Regions from separate parts of the Homo sapiens genome. Here region 2 is linked to region 1. Evidence: read pairs that join two places in POLR2A ChIA-PET (ENCODE). Cell type or tissue: OCI-LY7. All regions are shown on one strand. Links, peaks and the distances in the headings refer to the core of each region. The heading gives the core; the rest is flanking DNA. Region 1 overlaps ASF1B (anti-silencing function 1B histone chaperone). Region 2 overlaps LINC01841 (long intergenic non-protein coding RNA 1841).

Region 1 (7,622 bases), core at 2,634-5,133:
CCTAGAGTTACCTACCACGCCTGTTCCCACCTGAGGTCAAACAAGGCAACACTCTGTCTTCTGGTCTCAGCTCTCACTGTGAATGAGCGTCCTTTCCTCAGCCTACTTAGTGCTTTTTTCCATGTTTTGTGCTTTTTGTTGGTGAGTTTGCTGTCTATGATGGCACCCAACGGTAGTGCTGAAGTGCAGTGTAGGATACAAGAAAGGCTTTATGGAAAATATGCGTATTAGAGAAGTTTCATTCAGGAGAGTTATAGTGCTGTTGGCTGTGAATTCAACATAAATGAACCACTGTATATATTAAATAAGGTATCTTTCCTTTTTTTCTGAGACAGAGTATCGCTGTATCACCCAGGCTAGAGTGCACTGGTGCGATCTCAGCTCACTGCAATCTCCATCTCCCAGGTTCAAGCGATTCTCCCGCCGCAGCCTCCCGAGTAGCTGGGATTACAGGCATGCGCCACCACACCTGGCTGATTTTTGTATTTTTAGTAGAGACGGGGTTTCATCACATTGGCCAGGCTGGTCTTGAACTCCTGACCTCAGGCGATCCACCCACCTCAGCCTCCCAAAGTGCTGGGATTACAGGTTTGAGCCATCATAGCCGTCCTGGTGTCTTTTCAACATAAACACACATACAAGTTTACGTATTAACCAGCTGACGAAAATGTGACTTCCAAGAATCTAACCCTGTATTTCCCCTGGGGCAATGGTTCAGTATTCACTAATTCAGTGTTCGCGGCAACTTTATAGAACGTAACTCTTGTAAATAATGGGAATTGCCTGTAAATCAGTGGCAGCTTTGACACAGAGGTGGGGGAAGGGAGGGCCTGACGGCCTCTGAGAGGTCAGATAGTTCCTGACAGTAGAACTAGGATTTGAACCTGAACTTTTAAATTGTTTTAATTGATTGATTGAGACTGGGTCTTACTGTTGCCCAGGCTGGAGTGCAGTGGTGTGGTCTTGGCTCATTGTAGCTTCCATCTCCCAGGCTCAAGTGATCCTCCCATTTCAGCCTCCCAAGTATCTGAGACTACAGGCGCACACCACCATGCTCTGCTGATTTTTACATTTTTTGTAGAGATGCGGTCTCACTATATTGCCCCAGCTGGTCTCAAACTCCTGGCCTCAAGCAATCCTCCCACCTCGGCCTCCCAAAGTGCTGGGATTACAGGTGTGAGCAACTGTGCCCGGCCTCTATGTTTTTAATACTTGTTTTTTTCTTTTTTAGAGACAGGGTCTCACTGTGTTGCCTAGGCTGGAGTGCAGTGGCTCACTGCAGCCTCAGACTCCCGGGCTCAAGCAATCCTCTCACCTCAGTCCCTGGAGTAGCTGGGTCTATAGGCGTGAGCCCGTGCCCAGCTGAACTTGAACTTTTGATTCCTGAAGCACTCTGTGGGATTTCAGGTAAAAGAGGATGTTTCTAGGAATCAAGGGCTAAGGCCTAAGGCCTCATCTTTCTTACCTGAAAGACAAACATGTGTCTCCCTGCTGGCACAGGGCCCACCAGCACCGAGTCTAGGATCTGATCAAATTCCTCACTCTCAGCCGAGCCAACATAAATGATCTTCCACTCCAGGTCTGCAAAGATATAGGAGGGTTAACTAATTGAAATAGCTCAACAGCAAGAAGGCAGGGATAGGCTCTTGTATTTTTTTTTTTTTTTGAGATGGAGTCTCGTTCTGTCACACAGGTTAGAATACAGTGATGCGATCTCAGCTCACTGCAACTTCCGCCTCCCAGGTTCCAGTGATTCTCATACCTCAGCCTCCCGAGTGGCTGGGATTATAGGTGCCCGCTGCCACGCCTAGCTAATTTTTTTTTTCTTTTTTGAGATGGAGTTTCACTCTTGTCACCCAGGTTGGAGTACAATGGTGTGATCTTGGCTCACTGCAATCTCTGCCTCCCAGGTTCAAGCGATTCTCCTGTCTCAGCCTACTGAGTAGCTGGAATTACAGGCACCTGCCATCATGGCTGGCTAATTTTTTTATTTTTAGTAGAGACAGGGTTTCACCATGTTGATCAGGCTGGTTTAGAACTCCTGACCTCAGGTGATCCACCCGCCTTGGCCTCCCAAAGTGCTGGGATGACAGGTGTGAGCCACTGTACCTGGCCTGTTTTTGTATTTTTAGTAGAGATGGGGTTTCACCATGTTGGCCAAGCTGGTATCCAACTCCTGACTTCAAGTGATCTGCCCGCCTCAGCCTTCCAAACTGGTGGGATTACAGGTGTGAGCCACTGCGCCCGGCCACATCTTCTATTTTATTTTTATTTACTTATTTTTTGAGACAGTCTCCCTCTGTTGCCTAGGCTGGTGTGCAGCGGGATGTTCATGGCTCACTGTAGCCTCAACCTCCTGGGCTCAAGCGATCCTCCTGCCTCGGACTCCCACCATGTTGGGATCACAGGTGTGGGCTGCTGTGCCCAGCCTTGTGGTAATTTTAGACAGATCCTTAATATGTTAAAAGACTATTATTCCATCTGTCAGACACTTAGTGCCAGGCACTGCAGTCTTGAATGCTGAGGTGGGCACAAAGCTCTACCTCCATTAGGGAATTCTGTCTTGTAAGCCTAGCTATGACAGGTGACCTTGACTATACCTCTGGGGAAACCTGGGCCTCTCAAGGCCTGAGCGTGAACTGTATGGCAGAGGCTGAATTAAGAGCCACGTGACACAGACGTGCTGAGAAGGGAACGGCAGGGAGTTGGGTCATTTCAGGGCCCTGCCCACTGGGTGCTGGGATAGGAAGCAGCATCCTCTTTCACACACAGGGACCGGTGCCACTCAACGAAGTGGATCCCTCGACAACTGGGGCAGGGTGGCAGATTCCAATCCGGCAGGAGAGCCAGCCTGCAGGAGGGGGAAGGTGAGGTTGCTCAGGGAGCCAGCCACCCTGGTCTTCCAGATCTGGCACCAAGTCATGCCTACTTAGAGACATTTGGGCAACTCAGTCAACAAATGTGGCATCCCGGGGTGATCCTCCAAACACTTTTTTTTTTTGACAGTTTCACTCTTGTTGTCCAGGCTAGAGTGCAATGGTGAGATCTCGGCTCACTGCAACCTCTGCCTCCCGGGTTCAAGTGATTCTCCTGCCTCAGCCTCCTGAGTAGCTGGGATTATAGGCGCCCGCCACCACAGCCGGCTAATGTTTTGTATTTTTAGTAGAGATGGGGTTTCACCATGTTGGCCAGGTTGGTCTCGAACTCCTGACCTCAGGTCATCCATCCGCCTCCGCCTCCCAAAGTGCTGGGATTACAGGTGTGAGCCACCGTGCCCAGCCTCAAACCCTAACTCTTGCACCCCATCCAGCAGGAGGGCCCCCTCCCCTGAATATGCTCCATTGAGATGAAAGGAAAGTGCTTATGGAACCTCTGGCTGTCAATCACAGGAAATTCCGGTCAACATGGCCTCTTGCAGGAGGTCCAAGTGTATCAGGGGCAAGGTCATGCTGGTACAGGGAGGCTTGGCAAGAGGCTTGAAACTTATTTTTGGCTCTTTAGAAATTACACAACCCTTCAGCTCTAGCAGCTGGGGGAAGTTTCACAAGCTGTGATTTTCACAGGAAGCAAACTCTCTCAGAAGCTGCCCTGTTCCTTGGTCCAGTGTCCCACAAGAGCATCCAACTTTGGAAGCATGCTGCTGCCAGGTCATGACTACAGAGGCTTGTCACCTGAGCCCCATGCCCTTCTTTGATGCACTGGCTGCCTGTCCCTTTGTGGTTTCACTCAGGAACCCTATAGCAGGTCTGTAGGATACGGGTGACCATTGAACTCACAGGTGTTTGGTCGAACTAGCCTCTTACTATTTGCAGGGAGGAAGTTGACTTTTTTCACTGGAGATGGGGTCTCGGTCCGTCACCCAGGCTGCAGTGCAGTGGCATAATCATAGCTCACTACAGCCACAAATTCCTGCGCTCAAGTGATTCTCTTGCCTTAGCCTCCCAAGTAGCTGGGACCACAGGCTTGTGCCACACGCCCAGGGAATTTTTAAATTGTTTTTAGAGATGAGGTCTTGCTTGGTTGCCCAGCCTGGTCTCAAGCAATCCTCCCGCCTTGGCCTCCCAAAGTGCTGGAATTTGTCTGAGCCATCATGTCCAGCCTGTTGATTTATTTTTGTTACAAGTAGTGACACAACTGGAATCAAGTTTTGGGGGAAGACAGAAAAGCCAGCCAGCCCTGCTCTCTCCTTTCTAAAGCAGTTGTATCATTTTGGTGTATATCCTTGAGCCCTTTCCTCTCATAGCCGGTAGAATCCTGTACGGGTGCATTTAATTCATGTCCTGGGAAGGTAGACAAAAAAGACTAAAGTGTACCCACGAGCACCTGATGTTGTCCAGCTGAGGTCAATACTAATCGGCAAAACCTAAACAAAGAGCATGTGGAAACTCACCGAAATAAATGGGCCCCTGCAACATAGGCAGACTCGACTCTATTAAAAATCAACAAAATTAATTGGGTGTGGTGGCGCGTGCCGGTGGTCCCAGCTATGCGGGAGGCTAAGGTTGGAGGATCGCTTGAGCCTAGGAGTTCAGGGCTGCAGTGAGCCATGATCGAGCCACTGCATTCCAGCCTGGACGACAGAGACCCTATCTCAAAGGAAAAAAAAGAAAAAGAAAAAATGTACTGTGTTGACTGTCAGGCACAGGGGCTGAAATGGCTCTTTCAACCAGGGCTGGAAAGAAACTGGAGAATTAACTAACGGCTGTAGAGAAATACTGACTCAAGAGTTACAGAAGCTGGTTGGGCACGGCAGCTCACACCTGTAATCCTAGCACTTTGGGAGGCCGAGGCAGGCAGATTGCCTGAGCTCACGAGTTCGAGACCAACCTGGGCAACATGGTGAAACCCCATCTCTACTAAAAATATAAAAATTTAGCTGGGCATGATGGTGTGCACCTGTAATTCCAGCTACTCAGGAGTCTGAGGCATAAGAACTGCTTGAACCTGGGAGGCAGCAGAGATTGCAGTGAGCCGAGATTTTGCCACTGCACTCCAGCCTGGGCAACAGAGCCAGCCTCCGTCAAAAAAAAAAAAAAAAAAAAAAAAAAAAAAAAGAAGAAAGAAGGAAAGAAAGGAAGAAAAAAAGAGTTATAGGTATAGGGCCAGGTGAGGTGGATCATTGGATCATGGCTGTAATCCTAGCACTTTGGGAGGCTGAGGCGGGTGGATTGCTTGAGCTCAGAAGTTCGAGATCAGCCTGGGCAACATGGTGATACAAAAAATACAAAAAATTAGCCAGGCGTGGTGGCATGCCCCTGTAGTCTCAGCTACTCGGGAGGCTGAGGTTGCAGTGAACTGAGATCGTGCCTCTGCACTCCAGCCTGGGTGACAGAGTGAGACTCCATCTCTACTAAAAATATAAAAAATTAGCTGGGCGTGGTGGTGTGCACCTGTAATTCTAATTTATTTTATTTTATTTTGACATGGAGTCTCACTCTGTTGCCCAGACTAGAGTGCAGTGGCACGATCTCGGCTCACTGCAAGCTCCGCCTCCCGGGTTCATGCCATTCTTGTGCCTCAGCCTCCTAATCAGCTGGGACTACAGGCACCCCCCACCACGCCCGGCTAATTTTTTTTTCTATTTTTAGTAGAGACGGGGTTTCACTGTGTTAGCCAAGATGGTCTCGATCTCCTGACCTTGTGATCCGCCTGCCTTGGCCTCCCAAAGTGCTGGGATTACAGGCATGAGCCACTATGCCCAGTCGAGAATCATCTTAAATTTGCTGAAGTGCCCAGGCATGGTGATGTGCACCTGTGGTTCCAGCTACTTAGGAAGCTGAGGTGGGAGGACTGCTTAAGCCCAGGAGTTCAAGTCCAGTCTGGGCAACATAGTGACACCCTATCTCTTTAAAAAAAAAAAAAAAAATCTGGCTGCAGTGTTATAAGTAGAGACATACGTGTATGATTTCATCTCTAAATATAATCTTTCTTTAGAATTATACATGGGACACAAATCACCAATACAGCAGGAACTCATAGCTATGAGTACAGGACACAGCTGTACACATGACGTGTGTACCTAACCTTCTGAGCAATGTCAAGGCAACTCAACTGTGTCCCATGTTATCTCTCTGCGCTAACTTCACAAGCTAGTCCCTGTGCAAGACATACCTCCACTGTGTGTTTGTGTGTATATATATATATATATATATATAAATGATAAGACTAAAGACATGTACACAATTAGTATAGCTGAACTAGCTAAAAAGTCTGCTTCCTGCTTTTTTGTTGTTGTTTTTTTGAGACAGTCTTGCTCTGTCGCCCAGGCTGGAGTGCAATGGCGCAATCTGGGCTCACTGCAATTTCCATCTCCCGGGTTCAAGCGCTTCTCCTGCCTCAGCCTCCCAAATAGCTGGGACTACAGGCACCTGCCACCAAGCCTGGCTAACTTTTGTATTTTTAGTAGAGACAGGGTTTCACCACATTGGCCAGGCTGGTCTCAAACTCCTGACCTCAGATGATCCACCTGCCTTGGTCTCCCAAAATGCTGGGATTACAGGGGTAAGCCACTGTGCCTGGCCATTTTTTTTTTCTTTTTTTTTTTTTGAAACAGAGTCTCGCTCTGTCACCCAGGTTGGAGTGCAGTGGCACAATCTCAGCTCACTGCAACCTCTGCCTCCCGGGTTCTAGCGATTCTTCTGCCTCAGCCTCCTGAGTAGCTGGGATTATAGCTGCGTGCCACCATGCCTGGCTAATTTTTGTATTTAGTAGAGCCGGGGTTTCACCACGTCGGTTAGGCTGGTCTCGAACTCCTGACCTTGTGATCCATCCGCCTCGGCCTCCCAAAGTGCTGGGATTACAGGTGTGAGCCACCACACCTGGCTTTTTCTTTTTTTTTTTTTTTGAGATGGAGTCTTGCTTTGTTGCCCAGGTTGGGGTGCAGTGGTGCAATCTCGGCTCGCTGCAAGCTCTGCCTCCTGGGTTCACGCCATTCTCCTGCCTCAGCCTCCCGAGTAGCTGGGACTACAGGCGCCCGCCACCACACCCGGCTAATTTTTTGTATTTTTAGTAGAGACGGGGTTTCACCATGTTGGCCAGGCTGGTCTCGAACTTCTGACCTCAGGTAATCTGCCCGCCTTGGTCTCCCAAAGTGCTGGGATTACAGGCGTGAGCCACCATGCCAGGCCTCCTTTGTTTGTTTGCTTTTTGCCTTTGTTCATAATCAAAGATGAGCTCTGCTGCCATAACAACTTCGTTATTTCTGGGTCAGAACATCTGGCTTCTATGACTTATTCAACCAGTGTCTGTTGAATTTCTCAGCTAAATGTGGAAGAATCTATTTCCAGATGTGGAAGATAAAAGTGCAAAGGGGGCTTGGGGCCCCTGAGAAATAGGGGTCACCCAACTGGGGCTTAGGGGTTAGGGTGGTTTTTTTTTTTTTTTTTTTTGAGATGGGGGTCTTGCTCTCTCACCCAGGTTGGAGTGCAGTGGTGCAATCATGGCTCACTGCAGCCCTGACCTCCTGGGCTCATGCAATCCTCCCACTTCAGCCTCCTGAGTAGCTGGGACCACAGACACGTGCCACCAAGTCCCGTTAATTTTTTGATGTTTCTGTAGAGACAAGGTTTTGCTATGTTACCCAGGCTGGCCCAAATTCCTGGGCTCAAGAGATCCTCCTTCCT
Region 2 (7,622 bases), core at 2,436-4,935, 220 kb after region 1:
CAAAAATTAAAAAAAAAAGTGAAGTGCAGCCAGGTACAGTAGTTCACGCATGTAATCCCAGCACTTTGGGAGGCCAAAGTGGGAGGATCGCTTGAGCCCAGGGGTTCAAGACCAGCCTGGGCAACATAGCAAAACCCCGTCTCTGCAAAACAATATACAAAATTAGCCAAGCATGGTGGTGCTCACCTGTAGTCTTAGCTACTTGGGAGACTGAGGTGGGAGGATCCCCTGAGCCCTGGATATTGAGGCTGCAGTGAGCTATGATTGCACCACTGCACTCCAGCCTGGACAACAGAGCAAGACCCTGTCTAAAAAAAAAAAAAAATTAAATAAATAAATAAAGACACCAGCCATATTGGATTTAGAGCCCACCCTAATCCAATGTGACCTCACATTAACTTAACTGATTATATCTGCAAAGACCCTGTTTCCAAATAATTCATTCAGGAGAACCCAGGGTTACGACTTCATTTTTTTTTTTTTTTGAGACACTCTCGCTCTGTCGCCCAGGCTGGAGTGCAGTGACGTGATCTCCACTCACTGCAACCTCTGCCTCCTGCATGCCACCATGCCCAGCTAATTTTTGTATTTTTGGTAGAGACAGAGTTTCACCATGTTGCCTAGGCTGGTCTCAAACTCTTGACCTCAAGCAATCCACCCACCTCAGCCTCCCAAAATGCTGGGATTACAGGCATGAGCCACTACACTCAGCCTTCTGTTTTTTGTTGTTTGTTTGTTTGTTTGTTTTTAATAGAGATAGGGTCTTGCTGTGTTTTTAATAGAGATAGGGTTGCCCAGACCAACCTCAAACTCCTGGCCTCAAGCAATCCTCCTGCCTTAGCCTCTCAAAATTCAAATTATAGCCTGGGAACAGGCATGAGCCACCGCACCTGAATCAACATATCTTTTTTTTTTTTTCCGAGACACGGTCTCGCTCTGTCACCCGGGCTGGAGTGAAATGGTGCGATCTCGGCTCACTGTAACTTCTGCCTCCCGGGTTCAAGCGATTCTCCTGCCTCAGCCTCCTGAGTAGCTGGGCCTACAGGCAAGTGCCACCACGCCCGGGTAATTTTTGTATTTTTAGTAGAGACGGGGTTTTGCCATGTTGGCCAGGCTGGTCTCCAACTCCTGACCTCTGGTGATCTGCCGGCCTTGGCCTCCCAAAGTGCTGGGATTACAGGTATGAGCCACCGTGCCCGGTCGATAGCCCCATTTTACAGACAGAAAACTGATACCCAGGTACATGGATTCCCTGTGAGCAGATCACACCGCTGGTAAGAGGCAGAGCTGGTCTCAGTGGCTGCTGAGCCCTTACGTGTATATGACATGAAACGCACATGGTCATTTATGTATTCCAACAACCTTGCAAGGCAGAAAATACCTTCATGTTATAGATGAGGAAACGGAGGCAAGGAGCGAGTAAGCAACTTGCCTGAGGTCAGGTGGGTGCCAGAGCAGGGACTTGAGCCTCGGTAGCTGACCATGGGACCCTCTGGGGGACCACGGGCTCCATCTCCTGGGCGTTGGAGTGAGGGTCTCTTTCAGCACAAATGTTCCATAGCCATAGGGAGAAACAGGGACTGCAGCCTAGTCCCCCAGGACTGGGCCAGGGAGAAGCCCTGACTGGTTAAGACCTTCCAGGTAGGCTGGGCGTGGTGGCTCACACCTGTAATCCCAGCACTTTGAGAGGCCAAGGCAGGCAGATCACGAGGTCAGGAGTTCGAGACCGGCCTGGGCAACATGGCGAGACTGCATCTCAAAAAAACGACAAAAGACGTTTCAGGTGGCGCTACCCATAGGCCCTGCTCTTGGTCCAGGCAGCAACTGCCACGCTCTGGGGACCCCAGTCAGCTTCTAGGTATTTCAGAGCCTGAGGATCTACCAGAGCCGCTCTCACCGCACAGGGGGTTTTTAATGAATGCTAATTAATATCTGTGTTCACAGAGCCAGCCAGGCCCCTGGGCCTGGAGCATCCACAGGAGGAAAGTACAAGAACCCTGGCACCCTGCCAAGCAGCAGGGATTCTTCAGACACCCAAGGGCTGGTTTGCTGGGAAGGACTCATGTGACCAGAAGGGGAAACTGAGGCACTGCTGAGCACCAACAGTCCTGGAGAGCTTTAAGAATGGTTGCCATCTGAGGCCAGGCATGGTGGTTTATGCCTGTAATCCCAGCACTTTGGGAGGCCAAGGCAGGCAAATCACTTGAGGTCAGGAGTTCGAGGCTGTCAGGCCTCTGAGCCCAAGCTAAGCCATCATATCCCCTGTGACCTGCATATACATCCAGATGGCCTGAAGCAACTGAAGATCCACAAAAGAAGTGAAAATAGCCAGTTCCTCCTTAACTGATGACATCCCACCATCGTGATTTGTTCCTGCCCAACCCTAACTGTTCAACTGACTTTGTGACAATATACCCTCCCCGCCCTTGCAATAATGTACTTTGTGATATTCCCCCGCCCTTATGAATGTACTTTGTAGGATACACCCTCCCCACCCTTGAGAAGGTAGATTGTAATATTCTCCCCACCCAACTTGAGAATGTACTTTGTATGATCCACCCCCTGCCTGCAAAAAAATTGCTCCTGGCTGGGCGCGGTGGCTCATGCCTGTAATCCCAGCACTTTGCGAGGCCGAGGTGGGTGGACCACGAGGTCAGGAGATCGAGACCATCCTGGCTAACATGGTGAAACCCTGTCTCTACTAAAAATACAAAAAATTAACCAGGCATGGTGGTGGGCGCCTGTAGTCCCAGCTACTTGGGAGGCTGAGCCAGGAGAATGGCGTGAACCTGGGAGATGGAGCTTGCAGTGAGCCAAGATTGCGCCACTGCACTCCAGCCTGGGCGACAGAGCGAGACTCAGTCTCAGAAAAAAAAAAATTGCACCTAACTCCACCACCTATCCCAAACCTATAAGAACTAATGATAATCCCATCACCCTTTGCTGACTCTCTTTTCGGACTCAGCCCTGCCTGCACCCAAAAAAAAGCTTTATTGCTCACGCAAAGCCTGTTTGGTGGACCCTTTTCACACGGATGCACGTGACAGAGACCAGCCTGGTCATCATGGTGAAACCCTGTGTCTACCAAAAATACAAAGATTAGCCAGGCATGGTGGTGCACACCTCTAATCCCAGCTACTTGGGAGGCTGAGGCAGGAGAATCTCTTGAACCCATGAGACGGGAGGCAGAGGTTGCAGTGAGCTGAGATTGTGCCACTGCACTCCAGCCTGGGCAACAGAGTGATACCCTGCCCTGTCCCCTTCCCACCACAAACACACAAGAATGGTTGCCATTTGAAAGGAACAAAGAAATGGGTATTGGAGACCCCAGAGCCATCAGCTTCCACAAGAGCTCTGGACCTCACCCCAGCCTCAGCTTCCTCATCAGTAAATGGGAACATGAATTCCTTTCCTTATATGTAGTAGGCATAAGAACTCATTAAGCATTTATGCATGTGAAATGCTTTGCAGATAATCAGTTTCCAATAGGTGTTAACTCCCTTTCCCTGACTGTGCCTCAGTTTTCCTCTTGGGCATACAAGAAGCTGGCAGGGCTTTGAGGCTACCCTCTGGGAGAGCTTTGGGCATGGTGCCTTGACTCAGACCTCGGAGCAAGTACGAAAAATCACTTCCGATCGGCCTCATTAATAACACAGTTGCTAATGTGGCAGTAAGACAGTTCCCTGGCCCCTGATTAAAAACAGAAGTTTCCCCCACATTCGTGGAGATGGAGCAGAAGGGAAAACAAAGACAAGCACACTTGTGCCAGATAAATACAGACGCAAACACATGCATGGCAGATAAACACACACTGGCACACCAAATATACACACAGCCGGCTGCAGACATCCGGGTGGGCTCGCACAGCCCGAAGAGACCAAAAGCCCGGGTGGGCTCGCACAAAAAGGAACAGAAACCGCTGCAGAGATGTCCCGCTGGACCCTGGCCACATCTGGGACCTGATCACTTCAGTGTACTTGAACAGGAGACAGAGTGTGGGAAATTGACATCCCTGGGAGTAGCCCTGAGCCAGAAATGGAATGAGTTGGTGGATAAATACCCCAGCTCCCTCCCCAGCATATGCCTAATCCACAGTCTCCCAGAGACCCCTGGAGGGATCAGGCCCCAGTTTTCCGTAGTGACAACCTGTTTGATATCCCTTGTCATCTCTCTTCTCCCCTCCCCAGGTTTCCTGTGTTCATTTCCCAAATAAACCACTTGCCCTCCAACCCTCTATCAGGGTCTGTTTCTGACCTGTATGTGTACCTCCCAGAAGTATACACAGCAATGGGTCTCAATGAGGGTAACTCTGTCACCCAGGAGACATTTGGCAATGTCTGAAGGTATTTCTGGCTGTAAAATTGGGGCAGGGGGCCAGACACAGTGACTTACACTTGTAACCCCAGCACTTTGGGAGACCAAAGTGGGCGGATCACTTGAGGTGAGGAGTTCAAGACCAGCGTGGCCAATATGGGGAAAACTCCATCTCTACTAAAAATACAAAAATTAGCCAGGTGTGGTGGTTAGTGCCTGTAATCCCAGCTACTCGAGAGGCTGAGGTGGGGGAATCACTTGAACCTGGGAGGCAGAGGTTGCAGTGAGCCAAGATCATTCCACCTCACTCCAGCCTGGGCGACAGAGTGAGACTCCATCTCAAAAAAAAAAAAAAAAAAAAAAAATGGGGGCAGGGGTACTCCTGGCATTTAGTGGGTCCAGTTCAGGGACGCTCAATGTCCTACAAGGGACTGGGCAAGGTGGCTAAGGCCTGTGATCCCAGCACTTCGGGAAGTCAAGGCACGAGGATCACTTGAGGCCATGAGTCCAAGGCCAGCCTGGGCAACATAGCAAGACCTCATCTCCCCTGCAAAAAAAAAAAAATCCTACAAGGCACAGAACAGTTCCCCAGAGCAAAAAATGATGTGGCCCCAAATGTCAAGAGTGCTGACATTGAGAAACCCTGGTCTACGGGAAGCCACTGGGCCCCACGTGGAAACAGCTCAGTGCACGCACATTATTCAAATGCAGACACAGTGGGTGCACCGGCAGCATTAGACCACACATACCCACTGTGCACCAAGTCCTTGAACTAAGGAAACAGCAGGATCATCCACACCTGGTGTGTTTTCCTACCAAGATGTATAAACCAGCAGAGGAGACCCCCAATTCCACCCAGATGTGGGGCCCTGCCCAGACCAGCTTTTTGTGCAACTCACAGACACCCTGGAAAGTGGTTCAATGACCATTAAAACCATTTTAGAGACGAGGCAACTGAGGCCCAGACAGGGTAAGTGTTTTGTTGTTGTGTTTTTGTTTTTGTTTTTTGAGATGGAGTCTTGCTCTGTTGCCCAGGCTGGAGTGCAGTGGCACCATCTCAGCTCACTGCAACCTCTGCCTCCTGGGTTCAAACGATTCTCATGCCTCAGTCTCCCAAGTAGCTACAGGCGCGTGCCACCACACCCAGCTAATTTTTGTATTTTTAGTAGAGACAGGGTCACTCCATGTTGACCAGGCTGGTCTCGAACTCCTGATCTTAAGTGATCCTCCCACCTTGTCCTCCCAAAGTGCTGGGATTATTGGCATGAGCCACTGTGCCCAGCCCAGACAGGAGAAGTTTATGACCCAGCTAGAAACCCAGAGACCCCTTAGGCATGTGTAGACATGCTTTTGAAGGCAAAGAGGGTAGGATGAAAGGAGACCCTCCCCACCATCATCTCGGAATTGAGATAAGGAGGGACAGGAAGGGCTTTAGCTTCCCAGAGGGAATCCTGTATCACTTTGGGTAACTAGAAAATCTATTGAAAAATGTTTTTAGGCTGGGCGAGGTAGTGCTCACCTGAAATCTCAGCACTGAGGGAGCCTGAAGCAGGAGGATGTCTTGAGCCCAAGAGTTGGAGACCAACCCGGGCAACATGGCAAGACTTCTCGTCTCTGCAATAAATAAAATACAATTTTTGTTGTTGTTGTTGTTTGTTTGTTCTTTTGAGACGAAGTTTCGCTCTTTTTGCCCAGGCTGGAGTGCAATGGCGTGACCTCAGCTCACTGCAACCTCTGCCTCCCGGGTTCAAAGGAGTCTCCTGCCTCAGCCTCCCGAGTAACCGGGATTACAGGCGCATGCCACCACGCCCAGCTAGTTTTGTATTTTTAGTAGAGACGGGGTTTCGCCATGTTGGCCAGGCTGGTCTTGAAATCCTGACCTCCAGTAATTCACCCGCCTCAGCCTCCCAAAGTGCTGGGATTATAGGCGTGAGCCATGACGCCCAGCCAAATACAATGTTTTTTAAACATACATTGTTTTTTAAACATTGGCTGACTCTTGGCCAAGCATCACGCCTGTAATCCCAGCACTTTAGGAAGCTGAGGCGGGCAGATCACTTGAGGTCAGGAGTTTCACACCAGCCTGGTCAACGTGGTGAAACCCTGTCTCTACTAAAAATACAAAAAATTAGCTGGGCGTGGTGGCGCGTGCCTGTAATCCCAGCTACTCGGGAGTCTGAGGCAGGAGATGGCTTGAACCCAGGAGGCAGAGGTTGCACTGAGCCAAGATCCTGCCACTGCACTCCAGCCTGAGTGACAGAGCAAAACCGTGTCTCAAACAAACAAACAAACAAAATGGGCTGACTCTGGACTCACACAGGCCTGGTGTCTCCAATCCCAGCCTTGCCATTTTCTGGCTCTATGAACCTGGGTGAGCCGCATCGCCTCCCTGAGCCTCAGTTTCCCCATCTGTAAAACGGGGATTCACCCATTCACCATTCCACAAATGTGCACCCAAGACCCACTGACACCAAGCGCTGCGCCCAGCTCTAACCTATATAAAGTTAAGGAAGAACACGAACATGGTAAGTGCGTCTCCCCCTCCCCCAGGCATGGAGCTGCTGAACTAGTTTTGGGAATGGAATCAGAGCACGCGTGGACAGATGGAGGGAGCCCTCAGCTGCCCGGACTCTGCAGCCCACCACCCCCACTCTTCTCAGATCCCCCTCGTTTGACCAAAAAGCCCCTCTACCACGAGGTAGGACCCCAAGCAGGATCCCAGGGACTGGCGTCCAAATCCGGGCCAGGAACTGACCCCAGCAGCCAGACCCGGGACGGGGCTAAAGCTCGGGTTTTTCCACCTCCGCTTCCCGCCACTGCAGCGCGGGGAGCGAGCGCCACCTGTGGGCCTCCAAGGGGAGGTGCGTGCGACTCCCGGGGAGGTGGACGGTCGCCCCCGTTTCTCCCCAACCCGGGGGACCTCGGGCCCTCCAGGAGTTTCGGAAACAGCTCTCATCTCTTAAATTCTCCTCCACAACCCACTTTTCCCGGCTGCCATTTCCCAGCTAGAACTCGTCGTCCATGCATTCATGCAACATTTATTGAGCACCTACTGTGTGTATTGAGCAAACCTAGATCATTGCTCTAGGTTTAGAGTACACAGAAGACAGAATGGGGCTGGCTCAGGCCTGTAACCCCAGCCACTCAGGAGGCTGAGGTGGGAGGATCACTTGAGCCCAGAAGATGGAGGCTGCTGTGAGTCATGATGGCACCATTGCACTCCAGTCTGAGAAACACAGCGATACCCTGTCTCTAAAAGTAAAAAGAGGCCAGGTACAGTGGCTCGGCCAGGCACGGTGGCTCACGCC

What was found. ChIA-PET counts read pairs that join two places held together with the same protein. Peaks named below come from ENCODE experiments on the same cell type or tissue, not always from the same donor. Only the 100,000 strongest peaks of a DNase experiment are listed, where the experiment ranks them.
Region 2: POLR2A ChIA-PET joins it to region 1 with 22 read pairs; 21 of 35 experiments call an interaction of 5 or more read pairs at or near these places.

The regions. Positions count from the first base shown.
Region 1 is chr19:14,124,657-14,132,278 of GRCh38, forward strand. It overlaps ASF1B (anti-silencing function 1B histone chaperone), which reads right to left. Exons shown (of 4, transcript NM_018154.3): 2 at 1,466-1,581. Among named protein-coding and RNA genes, the nearest start is that of ASF1B, 8.1 kb to the right of the region's middle. RefSeq lists an enhancer at 3,909-4,018. In OCI-LY7, for the core only: no CTCF peak of the experiment used is centred there; a DNase peak (open chromatin) is centred at 3,775; H3K4me3 peaks cover 1,084 bases; H3K27ac peaks cover 2,144 bases.
Region 2 is chr19:14,341,482-14,349,103 of GRCh38, forward strand. The region is part of intron 1 of LINC01841 (long intergenic non-protein coding RNA 1841); the gene reads right to left. It overlaps LINC01842 (long intergenic non-protein coding RNA 1842), which reads left to right. Exons shown (of 2, transcript NR_134916.1): 2 at 1,945-2,432. Among named protein-coding and RNA genes, the nearest start is that of LINC01842, 12 kb to the left of the region's middle. RefSeq lists an enhancer at 6,833-7,622. In OCI-LY7, for the core only: no CTCF peak of the experiment used is centred there; no DNase peak of the experiment used is centred there.